2 separate regions of the Mus musculus genome follow, and region 2 is linked to region 1. Evidence: chromatin loops called from intact Hi-C (ENCODE). Cell type or tissue: left cerebral cortex. All regions are shown on one strand.

What was found. Hi-C counts contacts between places; a loop is a spot of excess contacts. Peaks named below come from ENCODE experiments on the same cell type or tissue, not always from the same donor. Only the 100,000 strongest peaks of a DNase experiment are listed, where the experiment ranks them.
Region 2: a loop joins it to region 1, with 2.1 times the contacts of the local background. A loop is called at or near these places in 2 of 42 quality-filtered maps.

Annotation. Positions count from the first base shown.
Region 1 is chr15:25,225,623-25,233,622 of GRCm38, forward strand. No RefSeq gene overlaps it. Among named protein-coding and RNA genes, the nearest start is that of Gm35996, 50 kb to the left of the region's middle. In left cerebral cortex, no CTCF peak of the experiment used is centred here; DNase peaks (open chromatin) are centred at 3,760 and 4,809.
Region 2 is chr15:25,028,866-25,036,865 of GRCm38, forward strand. No RefSeq gene overlaps it. Among named protein-coding and RNA genes, the nearest start is that of Gm2824, 9.9 kb to the left of the region's middle. In left cerebral cortex, no CTCF peak of the experiment used is centred here; DNase peaks (open chromatin) are centred at 3,592, 3,943, 6,563 and 7,555; H3K27ac peaks cover 1,464 bases.

The sequences.
Region 1 (8,000 bases):
TGGCATGTCGTCATCCTACTGTGGAAGACAAAGGGCTTGATTTCAATGGACTGGTGGTCAGTGTACATAGTCTTTGTTTTAAATGCACACTGAGTTATCTCTTGACACTGCTCATTATAAAGGGAAATTTAATTCCAAACAATGAGCCGGTAAAAGGTAGATAAATTACCTATTGTTTGGAGATTATAGTAACCTTAAAAATGAGCATGCACTTCTTGCTTCTAATTGGTCTATAATGGAGATAAATAACACCAACTTTAAAAAGAATCTGTGTAGCTGACTAAATGAATATTTTAATCTCAATTAAAATGTTGAGAGAGTCATTGAGAAAAGTGAGTTTGGAATATTCATCTTTGCTTCATAGAGGCATTTGCTTCAGGAAGCCTGACTAAAGTTGTTCATAGTGTCCTAACAGTGGAGAGTCAGGCACAGGATATGAGTGGAACTAGAGACAAAGAGCCAAAAGAGACAAAGGGCCAAAAGAGACAAAGAGACAAAAGGAAAGATATTGAGCCCTTGCCCCTACCAGGCGTTTTTTCTCAACTCATTACAGATATGGAACAAAGTTTGCATAGATCATAAATGGATGTGAAATATGGCCTATTTATTAACCCGGGCCTTCAGAATATCTCATTGTAACATGCTTTAGGAAGTCCTATATTTTCTGACAATTCAACTCATTTCCCTTCTTTCCAAAGATAGAAGGCTGCCGACATCTAGACTGACCACAGAGGGCTGTAAATTCCAATGGATCAGCCCTGGTTTCCTGCTGAGCTTTCTCTCTGGGCATCAGCTTGCAGCCCCTCCTCCCTTCCCTTCTAAGTCCCTTCTCACCAACTGAGCCACCGCTCTGACACCAAACCTACCTATGAAAAGAGACATAGCTTTCAGCATGTCCCTACCCATCCAGCAGTCCAGCCTGCACATCCATTTTCCCCTGGGTTTGTTTTTTGTTTTTGTTTCTGCCAATTACTTGAGAAAACAGGACAAGTAAAATTATAAACAAAGGGATTAAAGAAACTCATAATTTGCTTGGAGCCAACACTTCTAGAATACTAGTCTATAACAGAAATACTAAATGCATACAAGTGCGATTCTTCTCCCCAAACTCCACTCCTCAGTTGTCACCCAATCTCCCCTGTCTCTGAGCCCAATTTTTTATTTAATCAGACCTTGTTGATGTTGTGAAAACATCTGGCATCTCTGGGCTGCAGTGCTCAACACCTAATTCTAAGGTCCCCACCCCCACCCCCAAGAGTTTCTGTTGATTCTATAACCATTTCCTGTGTGACATAGGATCTTCCAAGATAAGCCTCCATTAATAACAAGCACAGCTAATTCCCTACCTCCTTAAAGAAAGAAAAAAAGAATTTTTGGAGGAGGATGAGGAGTCTCAGCCAGGTGAAGGTGCTTTTTTGACGTACGTAAACCTATACAACAGAATTATCTGTTTATAGCTCCAACATCCCTAACTTTTCAAGCAATGATGTATTCTGCCCAGCTTCACTTTAAACAGCTGAGCCATTAATTTTCCAAACTGGATGCCTTTTCCTGCTTCTCCGTCCTTTGATTTTAATCTAAACTATGACTCCGTCCCCTGTGCTTTTGATCATTTTCTCTCTTTTCTAATTGTTTTGAAGGTATCTCCTATTTACCCTTGACTTATCTCAAAGGGAATTATTCCAAGTCACCCTTAAAATGTCTTGGAAGACATGGACTCCAGTTAATATTTCAGAGAATTATTTTCCACACTACTAAGGAATTTCCCTTTCACAAGTGCCCAGTCTATGGTTCTAGTTCAGTTCTTTCCTCATATCTTAAATAACAGCATCCCACAAAGTAGAGTTTCCTCCACAGCTACTATTTAACTGTTCATAAAAACTTCGGCAGGAAGGGGGGCTTTCTTTGTATCTTCTGTCCTCGGCTTCAGCTTTGACTCCTGGTCTTTAACATCAAAAAACAAGCAAAGCGACACAGAAGCTAGCCACTTTCGCCCCCACGCCCCCTCTCGTCTCTTCCTGCCCATTGTCAAACCTGTTTCCAGAATCTTGTTGCTCTAGCTTGCTGGGAGATGTCAAGACTCTGAAAGGAAGTTAAAAATTATGAAATAAATGAACCCAGTGACCTCAATTTCCGTGCCTCTTTGGTAAATAGTTTGTGGGTTTTTTGAAAGTGAAAACATATTTTAGAGGACAGGCAAGCTTGGTGGCAAATCATCCTAAGGCCCATAAAAGCTTATTTTTATGCAGCCTGCATTTTGCAGACTTCAAATCAAGTAGTGAACGCGAAGTGAAAAGAAGACAGGACAGGTTCATGTGTGCATACCATACCTCTGTCCCCAAACCACTGATGGGGCCATGCATCCTACACAACATGAGTGTTAAATAATCCTATGGTAGCTAAACCATTTTAAACTACTTTTTAAAACCTCAGAATAGCTCTAACACCCAGTTTTAGCTGCTTTATTCGGCAACACAGGTTACAGGTTGCAAGTTGCACGCTAGAACCTCAGACAACACTCAGAGCTCAGCACAGCCATTATCCTCACTCCTCTTTGGCTTGCGCTAAAATACCGTGAGGAGGGCACACAGAGCTGGGACTGAGGAGCCAATGAGAGCAGAGACTGAAGACCCTCTGACACTGGAGAAATAGAAAAATAAATCCGGGATCCTGGCAGGTCAGGAAATGAGAACTGGGCTCAGACATGAGCGCTAACTGTTCCCTTTTAAATAAGCATTAACTACAGCAAGACCATCCATCAATCCGTGGGAACTCCCCAGCCAAGAAACAGGACTTGAGACCGTAAGTCCCTGCTCAACAGATATAGTCAGGACACAGTTTTATCACTATGATTCCTAGCATCCACCTGCATCCCCCAAAGTTCGTTGTTTGCTTTGTCACTTTTTTTGAAAGACCTATCAGAATGTTCTGTTTAAAAAGGCAAATAGATCAGAAGGCATACTTATGTTCTCCCCCTAAAATTCATCCAAAAGGCTTTGAACCCACACACAGAGCCTAAGACCTTAGAGCAGCCAGCATGCCTACCATCTGTGTGCCCTCAGCTCCAGTTCCCAGCCTCCCTTTCTCAGGACCCTCCCCTTTCAAGACACCCTCTTCACTTGTTCGAACCACACGGGGCTGCTTGCTGACTGGAGGCTGTAGTATTTTCCATCCCTCTGCCACCTGGTTTCCTGGCCTGTCCCTTCTCCTTCCTTAACCCTCTGCTCAGATACCCCTTTCTCAGTGCAGCTTGTCTGAGCACCTTATTTGAACTCATAAGCTGGGACCCTTCACAACCGGCATCCCATGCCACTCTACCCCTGTGTGTAATATTGACTGCCCTCATATAGTCTGAGTAATTTAATTTCTTTTTTTTTCTTTCTCCTTCTCTAAGATGTAAGCTTATGAATTTTTCCCTTCTTTTGCCCACTGCCAAATCACATCATCCATAGTAATGTCTGGTGCACAGTAGGACAAATTAACAAAATGGACAACTACCCACTTCCTACTTCAAACTGACCTCAAAGTGATACCCAAGGACCATCAGTCTCTTGTTATCATCTCTATCTTATTTGAGGACGATGCATCACAGAAGCGCTCTTGAGGATGATCAAAGGCTGCATCGTTTAAGGTATGCTTGGAGAAATCGTTGGTTTAATTAGTGAATTTGCCTGTGGGCAGAAAGAAATAACATATGGGAAAGCTATAGATGAATGTTAATTTTAGACCTGTGATTCACGTTTGCTATTTATGTTACTTATGCATATCTCATGTATATATGGAAGGAAGGGAAGGGAAGGGAGAAAAAAATGAAGGTAAATCCAAATCATCCATGGCTAATTTTGAGAACAGGTCTATTTAAAGATGCCCGCGCCGTCTCCCAACCCCCAGTTTAAAAAGGTAATGAAGAAAACAGAAACTGACAAGTCCAAGCGCCAGTCCGAACATTTTACTTAACTCGGCCTTTTTCTTTTAACTTAGAGACTAAAATCGTTGACGTCTCTTATAATTAATGATTGGGACAAAGTCAAGTTGTTTAGGAGTTGGGGATTCATGCATACACAAGCAGTCTGTGTTCTGAGTTCTCATTGCTCAAGGCTGGTAAAGGAGCAGGGATCAGAGACCCCCTGAAAGCAGCCTCAGAGGACCAGAAGGCCCTGGGGTGGGGGCGCTGTGCTTGAAGTGGCTTGTGTATCTGGGTGTCATCTCTTCTTCGTTTTTTCCTTTCAGGACTAGTGGACACTTGAAAATGGTGCACGATGGTTCTATCACAGATCAGTACAAAGTTTTTGTAGACGCTCCTTGTTCTAAAACAAAGGAGTCTTGTGAGTGGGTGGTCCAGGAGGCGGGGGGGATGATGGCCGTAATGACCGTCTAACGAATTCATAATTATTGTTTGATCCATGTATACCCCTTTAAGATTCTTCCAGATTGGTGTCGTGTTGCCCATTCGGTCATTTCAATCTCCGTGGACGTTGGGGGAAGTGAGGTGTTTGGCAATAAATGGACTTCTTAGAAAAACAAAATCAAAATTTGAAAGTACCACAAAGTTAAAAACTATTGAAAATTAACCTAGGAATTCTGACACTTCTCTCTTTAAAAATCAGCTTTATGGGGACTGCACAAGGTGGCAGAGGGACTCAGCATCCCTGCGTTATTGTGCTCTTTTGATCTTTCCGCTGCATCTACTTCATTTGGGTAATGTGTCCAAAGACTGATTCAACTGCTCTCTCCCACTTTAATAAAGGCTCATTAGTGGATTAGTGGAGATTTGAAACTGAGCCCAGTGCAGTCAGCAGAGACAAGTTCCAAACAACCATTCAGCGTATTTGAAAAGTACCAACCTAGCAACTTGGAAAAGAGCCACCAGTGAGATGTGGGGGCAATTGTGCATGAGGAGCCCAGGCCGGCAAAGTGTCCCTACTTCTAAGTGTTCAAGAAGGATCACCTGGCTCAATGAAAAGGAACAAGGCAAAGGCTTGTGTTAATGTGAGCCAACCTTAACAAGATGAAGGCATCAATGGTGTGGAAAGCCTTGCCGCAAGGGAAAATGGATGAGGAGAGACTATGCATGTGGCCTTGTAGCCTGTCCTGCTCTGAGAACCTGTCACTCTCCTTGAAAGCTACAAGATGTCTCAGTGGAAGCATGGAAGTTCCCCTTCCCTTCTGGAGGCTTTATACCAATTCTAATACGACCTTAGGGTTAGCTTCAACAGCACCCCAAAAGAGTTGGCCTCTCTGGCCCATTCTTGTAGCCCATTGCTGAGCCACAGCTGTGCTCTCCCATTTAAACTGAGGCACATCATGTTCATTTATCCCTCCCAGGAACCCATCCCAGCGCTCCTCACCTACAGTCCCTCTCTCCACCCCAGCTGATTCAGGGGAATAGAAATGCTTTCCAATTGGTGTGTGTGTGTGTGTGTGTGTGTGTGTGTGTGTGTGTGTGTATGTGTGTGTGTTGTGCTAGTTCTTTGTGATTTTTTTTTTTAAATTCTGATTTGTTGTTTGTCTGTCTGTTTTCTAAGGAGACAGAATAAGAGCCTGGCAGTGATGGTGCATGCCTTTAGCCCAGCACTGGAGAGAGAAAGGTAGAGAGCATCTCTACTTGGGAAAGGAAGTTGTAACTCGCTGAAAATGACACAATTTATTGACTCATTTACTCCTACTTTGATAAAAAATATATCAGCATATCTGTATGTCTTATTATCCTTCAAATCTATAGCAAATAGTACTTCTTTAAGGGCTAGGACATTTATCTATATATATTTCTCTAAGCATATTTTACAATGTAAGTATATTTTGATCATGTGATTCTTCCTTCTCAACTCTTCAGAGACCCTCCCTTCACCTTCATGACCACCCAGTAGTCTTTATTAGAAGAAAGCATGCCAAAGTTACAACCCTTTGAAACATACAAATGAAGCTGGGCAGTGGAGGCACAAGCCTCTAACCCCAGGAGGCAGAGATAAGTATATCCCTAAGTTCCAGGCCTGCCTGGTCTACAAAGGGCATTCCAGAGAAGCCAAGCCTACTTAAAGAAACCCTGTGTAAAATAGAGGAGAGGGCAGGGGCTTGGTATTGGATAAGTGTGACCTGGAAAGGATCTGGAAGGAGGAAGGGGAGGGGAAACTGTGATCAGAAGGAAAATTATTTTCAATGAAAAGGAGAAAGATTTTTTTTAAAAAAAGAAAGACATGCTGTTCTGTATTTATACAGTAGAGCTCCAAAGCTAAATTTGTCATGAGCATAACATAAATGGTGGCTTACGTTGCCTGACTGCACTGTGGATTTGTGATCATCTTCAGAGACATGGGGAAAACCTTTGAAAATGGCTTTAGAAGCAGGAGGGATGACGCCATGGTAAAGACTAATCAGTGTGACACCAAGGGCCTTGCAGGACTTCACGGCAGGAACTACAATAGGCCCACATAATGGCAGCCTGGCCGATGCTTCCTCACAGCTAAAGACCCCAAATTTGCCCAGTAAGGGCAAAGCTGAGGATGAAGACCCTGAGGAGATTAAGCAGGATCCGATGTGACAACGTAGATGGGAATCCTATAAAGCCTCTGGCCCCATGGGGAACAAATAACTCACTGCCTTTCCTAGAGCCTTCATTCTAAGTGCTTAGTAAAAAGCATCCAATGTCTTCAAACATTTTACAAAGTATTCTGAGTGGGATTCTTTAAATGCCCAAGGGACGACTCATTTGAAATATTTTGCTTTAGTCTCTCAAACTCTAATAGCCGCCCTACAGAAAGAAGCAGGGTAGAGACACCCACCCACCCCCCCAGTTCAAAGGAAACCACGAAAAAGTTATGACTGACTAATTTTTCATTTTTGAGGAATCACGGGAGTAAAAAGTTACGACTAAAGAATTTGTCTGGCATATAACTCTTGAGTTGTGTGATCGACAGAAGTTTCCCTGAGGAGAAAGTAAGGGTTTCTGACGACTTCAGCCCCAAAGGGTCGGTCTCTCTAACTACACAAGCACCTCTGAAAAAAACAAAGCTTGAGGAAGGGTTTGCAGCTGTACAACTAAGAGATCGCTGAAGAGGAAGCAGACAGACTAGCAGGAGAATCAAAGGTGCGAAGAGGTTACTGTTGATGTGGGATATTAAATAATTCTATTAGTTCTTATTATGACCAGTTCCCCCAATAATTGAGACTGAGTCCTATTGATTTACTTAATCAGCTTTGGCACAATTACTAGGCGATTATCTATTTTCCACACTACCCTGGCTGTTTCCCAGCTGTGTTCCCCAATTACTTGCAGTCTGAGTCTCACCTGGGCTGTGTCCTCAGGGCACACCTCTCTTGGTCACATGCTCCTGGTCCATCCTGTCTAAGGAAGACCTATTCTCCCATCTTCTTTATCCTCCCTGCCCGTGTGTGTGTGTGTGTGTGTGTGTGTGTGTGTGTGTGTGTGTGTGTATAGCTAAATCCCTGCCTACCTCTATCCTAAGTAATTCTGTAGCCACTTATAATTAACCAATACCTTTAAATTCGGGGTCGAGGTTTACACGAGTGTGAGGAGCCGCCCTCACATTTGCCATTATAAGATGGCACTGACAGCTGTGTTCTAAGTGGTAAACATAGTCTGCACACATGCAGGGGCAGTTTTCCCACCATGTGTTCTGCCTTTCCCGTGATGACAACTGGGCCGATGGGCTGCAGCCAATCAGGGAGTAATACGTCCTAGGTGGAGGATAATTCTCCTTAAAAAGGGATGGGGTTTCGCCATTTCCCTCTCTTGCTTCTTACACTCTTGCTCCTGAAGATGTAAGCAATAAAGTTTTGCCGCAGAAGATTCTGGTTTGCTGTGTTCTTCCTGGCCGGGCGTGAGAACGCGTTAATAACACACGAGGAAGACCAATGTACATGAGAATTCACTCAAATGGGGAAGGCCAGATCTTGGGGTTCAGAATTTAGCATGTGTACTCACAGCACCAGACCAACCCCCAACAGGTTACTGCCAAGTGGAAGAGGACAACTCATCTCAA
Region 2 (8,000 bases), 200 kb before region 1:
ACTAACTTTGTAGAGTCTTGCAACCCAAACGTGTCGACTTGTCTTTTCAAAAACCCATTGTGTGCTTCCTACAAAGAGGAAGAACTTACCCTCGAAGGAAAAAAATCAATATTTTATCTAATAATATTTCTTAAACCAGCATTCACCGTTAATAGCAATATATTGAACTCTAATCAAAGATACTACTTATTCTAGAAAGTAAATACGATTATTCTTAAAACCTGAGTAGAAAAGAATCTTATGTTAGTATTTTAGAATTGTATCTTTTATCATGTGCCAAAATAATTTCAACAAAGTCATTAAGCTTAACAGCGGAATTGGACTTGACAATAGTGAAGACGTATGAAGATGAGGGAACACGCACACAAAGGGAAAGACTTGACCTGATGAACCATATAAAATTTTAATGTACTAATGGTTATTTTTCACTTTTAATTGACACATGTTTGCACATCATTAGCCAAGTATGGTAATGTGATACATATGTACAATTTTATGATCCAATCCATCTCCCCAAACACAGTACCTGTGTAACGGCAATGTCTGAACGGATTTCTTGTGTCTATTTTGAAGTATCTAAGAAACTAATGACCTTCTCTGTAAGACACCAGAACCATTTCCCTGTCTAGCTATATTCTGTTCCCTATTCCCAGCCTCTTCCCTCCGCTTCCCGGGCCTGACTGGCAACCCTCTCAGTTTCTAAAACAAGTCTATAGTTTGCATTTTCACAAATGAGTGAGAAACTAAATAATATTTTAGACTAGACTATGACCGTATTACTTGAAAACCTAGCATGGATGTAACGAGAAACATACGACTTCTGTTAGGCAACTGACAAAGAATGTGAACAGAAACTTTAAAAAGGCAAAGGTTAACCAGACAGACACAGGAAAAGGTACCAAACAAGTACCAAAACTCAAATTCAATTAAAATTAACATTCCACTACCACTTATTAATTAATTTTAAATATGTGATACTCATTAGGTCAGATTGGTACTTGCCAGGAAAATATGGCAAACATATATCCGAATGATTACTTGTTCGATGCTAAAATTATATATAGGTTCTTTCTTTTCAAAAAATGTAGTATCCTTAAATAATGCTTAATATAGTATATATAAAGACTAGGAAAGTCCAAACAGTAGCTAAATGTCTAATAAAATAAATCATTCAAAAGTGAAAATGAAATTTGATCCTGGCAGTATGCAGAGAGTGAGGCTGTGAATGCTACCACAACTAGACGATGTGTTTCCATGACCGGGTCAAGACCCAGGTAAGGACACAAGGGATCCACAGAACTGAACATCCCCTTCCTGTCCTAGCCTGCCTATGTACACTCACCTCCACAGAAGCATTGATCTGACTCTCACCTCCTTCAAGTATTTGCAAGAGAGCCAACAGCTAAACGGACCCATCTGTTTGACAGTCTCCAATTCAGAAATGGTTCCAACTTTTTCCCACCTATGAGAACTGGCTTGCCTAAGTTCTTGCAAAAGAACTGACCCAAGAAACCCTGTCTCAGCACTGAAACTACCGTAGGGCCTGTGCTGGATGCCCTTCATTTCAGCAAGCTGAATCCATCTTATTCTGCTGTACTGAACTATGAATGGCCAATGGCAGATGCCCTTCAATAGACTGACACTGACCATCTCCATGTTGAGTACGATGCAGCCACTTCAATATGAGCACGCAAAATAGTGAGAGACCCACATGAGAGATAAGGAAAGAAAACAGAGTGCAGGGGTTTAAAATACTACTTCTATTTATTGGTAATCCTAGGAGTTCATAATTTTTATTTCTATTTCCTCATATTATTGAAGTTTCTAAAAATTGTAAAAATAGATAAAGAGAATAGATAATCTCTTCTTATAAAAATAGAAGACCTTCATCTAATACACACATTTGATGTTTTATATATTCAAAGGAAAGAATGTGAACATGAGACTAATTAATATGTTATTATTAATTAATAATTAATATGTTATTAATTATTATTAATATGTTATTAATAAATGTGCTCTTCCTAAGCTGATCGGTATGATTGGTTGGTTCTGCTCTGTCCTTATTTAATTTATTGATACAAATAATGGATTGATTTATAAGCAGTTGCTCATTATTTGATATAGACAACAACACAATAATTAACTCTTATATTGATTCATTTTTATATTCTCCCATTTATCATTTTACCAAATATACATTGAATTTCTTTAATTCTCTAGACCTTTTCCAGAACTAAGTCTCAGTAAGCAGAATTGTTCATGATGAAGATAGCAATAGGAAGTCAGAAACAATATATACCAAACTGAGGGGCAAGCACCCCTTTCCTCTATACAAATGGTACTGCGGCCAGGGACAAGGGTGCATCCATGCTCTTCACATCCAATCCATGGGGCATTGAAAGATGATTTCAGGGAGGACAGGGTGCTCGCCTTAGTACCAAGTACATGCTTATCAGCAAAGGAGAAAAGGAAAACTATTCTAAGTTGCACATGAATATATAACTAAGATCTGAAATAACAAAGGCCATCGATATTAGAGAAGAGAAGCTTCAGATATCAGATTAGAGAAGCTGAGGTCAGAGTGAGAACATCTAGTGAAAGAATTCTGACAGGAATGGAACTTGATCTGATTCTTATAAATCAGAGGACAAGAAGACCCTATCAAAAATGCACATTTGCCCTAGTTGATGACTTAATATGCAATGAATATTTTTATTGAATCATTTATGTATTCATAATCAACAGAAAAAAATTAAAGCAATTTTAGTTTTGAGGTAATCGCTCCAAGTATTTTCATGATTTACAGATTACATCAGGCTCCCTGTGACAAAGCTTCATTCTGATGGCAAGAAATGGCTCCTTGGCATAGTACCTGTTTTACAGAGACAGGAGAGACAGGTTGAAGAGAGAACAAGTTAGATATGGGTAAAGACAGAATGAGCCAGAGAATGAGAAGGAGCCAGAAAATTAGAACAGATTGCCAGAGTTAGTTTGGGGCCAAACAGAATAATTCAAGAGAGACTGAGAGAAGCCAGAAGTCAATGGACATTGCTCGCCAAAAGTTTACTGAAAAGCTGAAAGGAGAATCTCCTGATGTGATCCAGTTATACATGAAGACATGACCTGTCTAATAGAATGTTGCCCACTGAACAGAAAAGAGAGCTTTGTGAGACACGTTTTGCATAATATGAAATGAGAATTTGGCTAAATATGAAAAAAGTTAGAAGACAACAATTCCTTGAATTTTATTAGATATTGATTAGAGAATATTAGTCATCTTTTGTGGGGATGGTTTTTCAAGACGGGGTTTCTCTGTGTATTCCTGGCTGTCCTGGAACTCACTCTGTAGACCAGGCTGGCCTCAAACTCAGAAATCCATCTGCCTCTGCCTCCCAAGTGCTGGGATTAAAGGCATGTGCCACCACTGCCCGGCATTAGTCATCTTTTGATGGAGAAAATTTTTATAAAGTTCCAAAGGTATAAAATTACAAACTGCAGGGAAGGATATATTTCAAGCTTTAAATTGGACTTAGACATGATGTAAGCATAGTTACATATGGCATGCAAATGGAGATCATGCCAGTGGAGGCAAAAATAAGTGGGGATGTGTGAAGTTTGATCATGCATATGGAGAACATTAGCACAATGAACAAAAGGAAAATATCTGTACAGCAAATGGGCCATATTGTATAGCAGAGACTCCAGTGGAAGGAGCATGATATGAAAGAATTGATAGAGAACTTTCTAGGCAAGCATCTTTAGACTCTATATGAGTGTTATTTCTACTTCTGAGTGTTATTTCCACGTCATGATCGTGCACTTCTTTCTTTAAACAATCACTTCTCTCCTTCCTGTTCTAATAGTAAAATTGTGAGCAATGATTCTGTTCCTCTTTAGAAGAGTAGAAATACCTAAATGCTATTCCGAGACGTCATCTCCTCGCTGTGAATTACACCCTTTTGCAGTCTTCTGCCCATCCTCGTGTTAAGCTCTGACAGATGATTTTAGATGAAGCAATTTTTCACTACAGTAACTCCTTGTACTGTAAAGTTCTCTGAGATTTGACAGCGAAAAGAAATGAACTCTTCAAGACTACTTTCTGCACAAGAGTTGTGTGGTCTTAAAAATAATCTGTGCTGGGGCCATGTTAAAGCCCACAAATCCCTGTTGCCACCTGAGACTATGTTGGTGTCTATGATCAGGGCTGTCACAAGGGACCACATAGATGTCTGTGGTCTCTGCTGCCAGCCATAAGCCATGTTGATGTCTCTGATCCATGCTGTGGCCAAGGGCCTTGTTGATAGCTGAGGTCCATACTGCCACTCGGGACCATGGTGATATCCATCTTCCATAGTACAGCCGGAGACCATAATGACCTATGTGGTCTGTGTAGCCTCAGGAAACCATGTGGAATAGATCCATGATCTATACTGCCACTCTCTGTTATGAGCAAGGGAGCTTCTGTCGCAATGGTATTGATGACTCCAGACTCATAGTTGAAAATGAGAGACACTGAAAACTTCTGCCACAAAGGAAATGGTCTAGACAGAAAGCCATTGAAGAGAGGCCTTTTAAAAATGTGATAACGATGCCTTTCACAGTTGGTGGTTTCTGGCAGAGAAATGGAAAAGAACTCAGTTATCTTAAAGGGCTGGCCCCTGGGAGTTCAGTGACTATATAAGCAATACGGATTATGGTTGTATTTTGTTTTTTCTTAATTTTGGAGGGGAGGAGAAGGCACAAGGCTGGGAGGATGAACCTAGGAGAAATGGGAAGTGAGTATAATGGTGTGCATTGTGTGAAGTTCTCAAATAATCAATAAGAGGATATTGAAAAATAATAATCTGTGCTTTTCCTTTTGATCTTGCTACCACTTCTATCCTGGTAAATATTGTCTGCCCTCTCTTTCCACTGGTTTTGTTTTTTCTTCTTTTTCAGAATTTTCCATAAATGGAACCACACAGTAGCTACCCATCTAAGGATGATGTCTCATAATTACTGGAACTCACTTAAAATTTATCTCTCTTTTTGTATGTCTTGACAATAAATGACTTACATTGCTGTGTAGCCTGTATAATTTCCTTTTCACTCACCTTTTGTAGAAAATCTTCATTGTTTACCAATTTAGAAGGAATGCAAATACAAGCAAATACAAGGGCAGACTTCCATGAGGGTATACATTTCCAGGTTGGTTGTATGACTACCTAAAAACACAAGTATTTGGTTGGCCTATTTAATGTAGTATCATTTTTGAATCAATGATGAACAGGAGTTATACAATTATTGTTACCATGAATTGCTTTATTTTTTTCTTGTCACCTCAAAATAAATATTTTCAGAAAAAGCATAGCAAACCTAAAATGACATCCTCGCTTACTATAGAAAACAAGTCACAGGCTGGATTCTGTGAGAGAGAAGAGTATGGAGGGAAAGGTATTTAAGGTAAGAAAATAGAATGCAGACAAAAAAGTGAAGTTGCAGGCATGAATAGTGGATTTGAAGAAGTAGATATAAGGAAGGAAGGAATTAATTCAATGATTTGGTATTTAAATTTCAGAGTCAAAATAAATAATTCTCTGGGGAGGATGCTTTCTCAAAAGAAAAAGACCTTAACTGGGGATCTATTTTCAACTTATTGCTGCTTGGAGAGGGAGAGTTGGTTTTCTCCAGGGTTGCAACCTTGAGAGAATAGCTGTGCTCCAATAGGTGATCTAAGACCCATGTACATACTTGTATCACTAGTATCACTAGTATCATCACTAGGGGAGCTAAGGGAAAGTGATGTGCAGTTTATAGGAGGAGTTGGGAAAGTGGGAGTAGAGGGTGGATCTTATCGAAATACATACTATTCATGTATGAAATTCTCAAGAAAAAACAAATCAAATAAAATATTAGTGATTTCATTTTATATTTTATTAATCAGTTGTTTTGGAACTTTGTACATCATTTATACTCCTCCCTCTCACCCCCAAACACTTCTATGTTCCTTCCCACTCTCTCTCTCTCTCAAATTCAGAGCCTCTTCTTTTATTATTATTATTATTATTATTATTATTATTATTATTATTATTATTATTACACATGACCAAGCCCACTCAGTCAGTCAAGAGGTTCTTCAGCACAGGAGTGAGGATTTAAAAGAAAAAAGACAGACAACATTGTACCATGACTCCAGTTAATTCTCAGACTGAAGGCAAATTTAATTTTCCCAATCTGCTTTTTATACCATTTTAATTACATGCAAGTACTAAGGGCGAGCAGTACAATAAGGAACTAACAAGGCAGTGAGAAAAGTCCAGGATTACTGCCATGACAGTTGTGAAAAAGGGCTTGTCATAATGATCAAAATACTTAAGTCCACCTCCCAAACCAAGCCTAAAATCTTGCTTGAAGCCTACTTCTTTTGTTGCACCCTAAGATTAAAACTCCTGCCACCCTACTTCCCTATTATATAGTCTAAAGTTAGATTCTTGCCGAAACTTACTTCCTTCTCATGCCCTAATGCTAGATTCCTGCCTGAACTTACATCCCTGTCATGGTCAATGTCAGATTTCTTCCCGAAGTCCATTTCCTTGTCCTTGGCCAATGTCTGATTCCTGCCAAGCAGCACCCCAAAAAGGCTGTCCACATACACATGTACACATTTATACATAAATGCAGTCTGCCAAGTCCATTTAGTGTGAACTCCACTTAGTGTGAATCATATGTCTTTTTGTTTAGGGCTGACAACTTGAGATTAAATAACTTGTAAGGATTGGGAGGGCTTGTCCCTGAAGAAAGCTGAATCTCCCTCTCTCAGAAGCCATTCATTACCTATGGCCTTCATTTAGCAGTATACTAAATATATATGTATGTATATGTATGTATATATATTCACGCCTACATGTCATATGGTATTGTCATTTTGTTTGTCTTCTTTAAGCAACTGACTATGGGTAAGAATATGATGTATAGTATTATATATACATATATATCCATACATACTATGTGTGTGTGTGTATGTGTGTGTGTGTGTATGTGTTTAGACATCACAAAAAGAAAGGAGAAAAAGACAGACAAAAAGAAAGGTAGAGAGAAAAGCAGAAAGGAGAAAGAGAGAAAAAGAAAGAAAGAAAGAAAGAAAGAAAGAAAGAAAGAAAGAAAGAAAGAAAGAAAGAAGAGAGGGGGAGGGAGGGAAGGGAGGGAGGGAGGGAGGGAGGGAGGGAGGAAGGAAGGAAGGAAGGAAGGAAGGAAGGAAGGAAGGAAGGAAGGAAGGAAGGAAGGAAGGAAGGAAGGAAGAGGGGAGAAGTCTAACAGGACAGTCTACAAAGTGTGAACCTTGGAAACAAAGCAGAGATGAGGATGGAGTGATAAAGACACTCATTGAGATTGAGAAATCAATTCTGGAATCATTAGATGAATTCAGATTTCAATGTCCCTGAAAGTAAGCTTCAGAGTTCCTTTAATTGGCAATAAACTTCAATGAATATATTTCAGATCTCTGTCTTAACTCTGCGGATGCTTTTTCTGGGACTAAGTGATTCTGCTGCTCTCCCGCTCTCCTCACACTTCACCCACACTCATCTCTGGATGTAGGAACGTATCACCAAAGCTAGCAAAGCAAAGAAAAATGAAAAGGACCTGAACAGTTGCCTCATATCCTGATCCTTAATGCAGAAAGATGTTTAAAGTGTAATTGGCATGACTCCTGAGATGTTCCTTCTAGGAACATGTTAAAGGATGATACCTCTGTGTACAGTTACTGATGTAATAAACAACAATCTATAGAAAGGGGAAGGGAAAGGTCCTGCCCTTGCTATAACCACCGTATGCAGAGAAAGCAAGTATAAATAGCTTTCTGGGTCTCATCCCTTGCTACATAGAAGAATTCTCTTGGCTACTGAAAGAATAGTAAACTCAGTGCTCCAAGGTATGCTAATCATAAAACAGATAGTGACATTCCTCCACCTACCCGCTTCCTGTGTTCAAAGAGTGTTAATTCAAAGAAAGTCACCCTG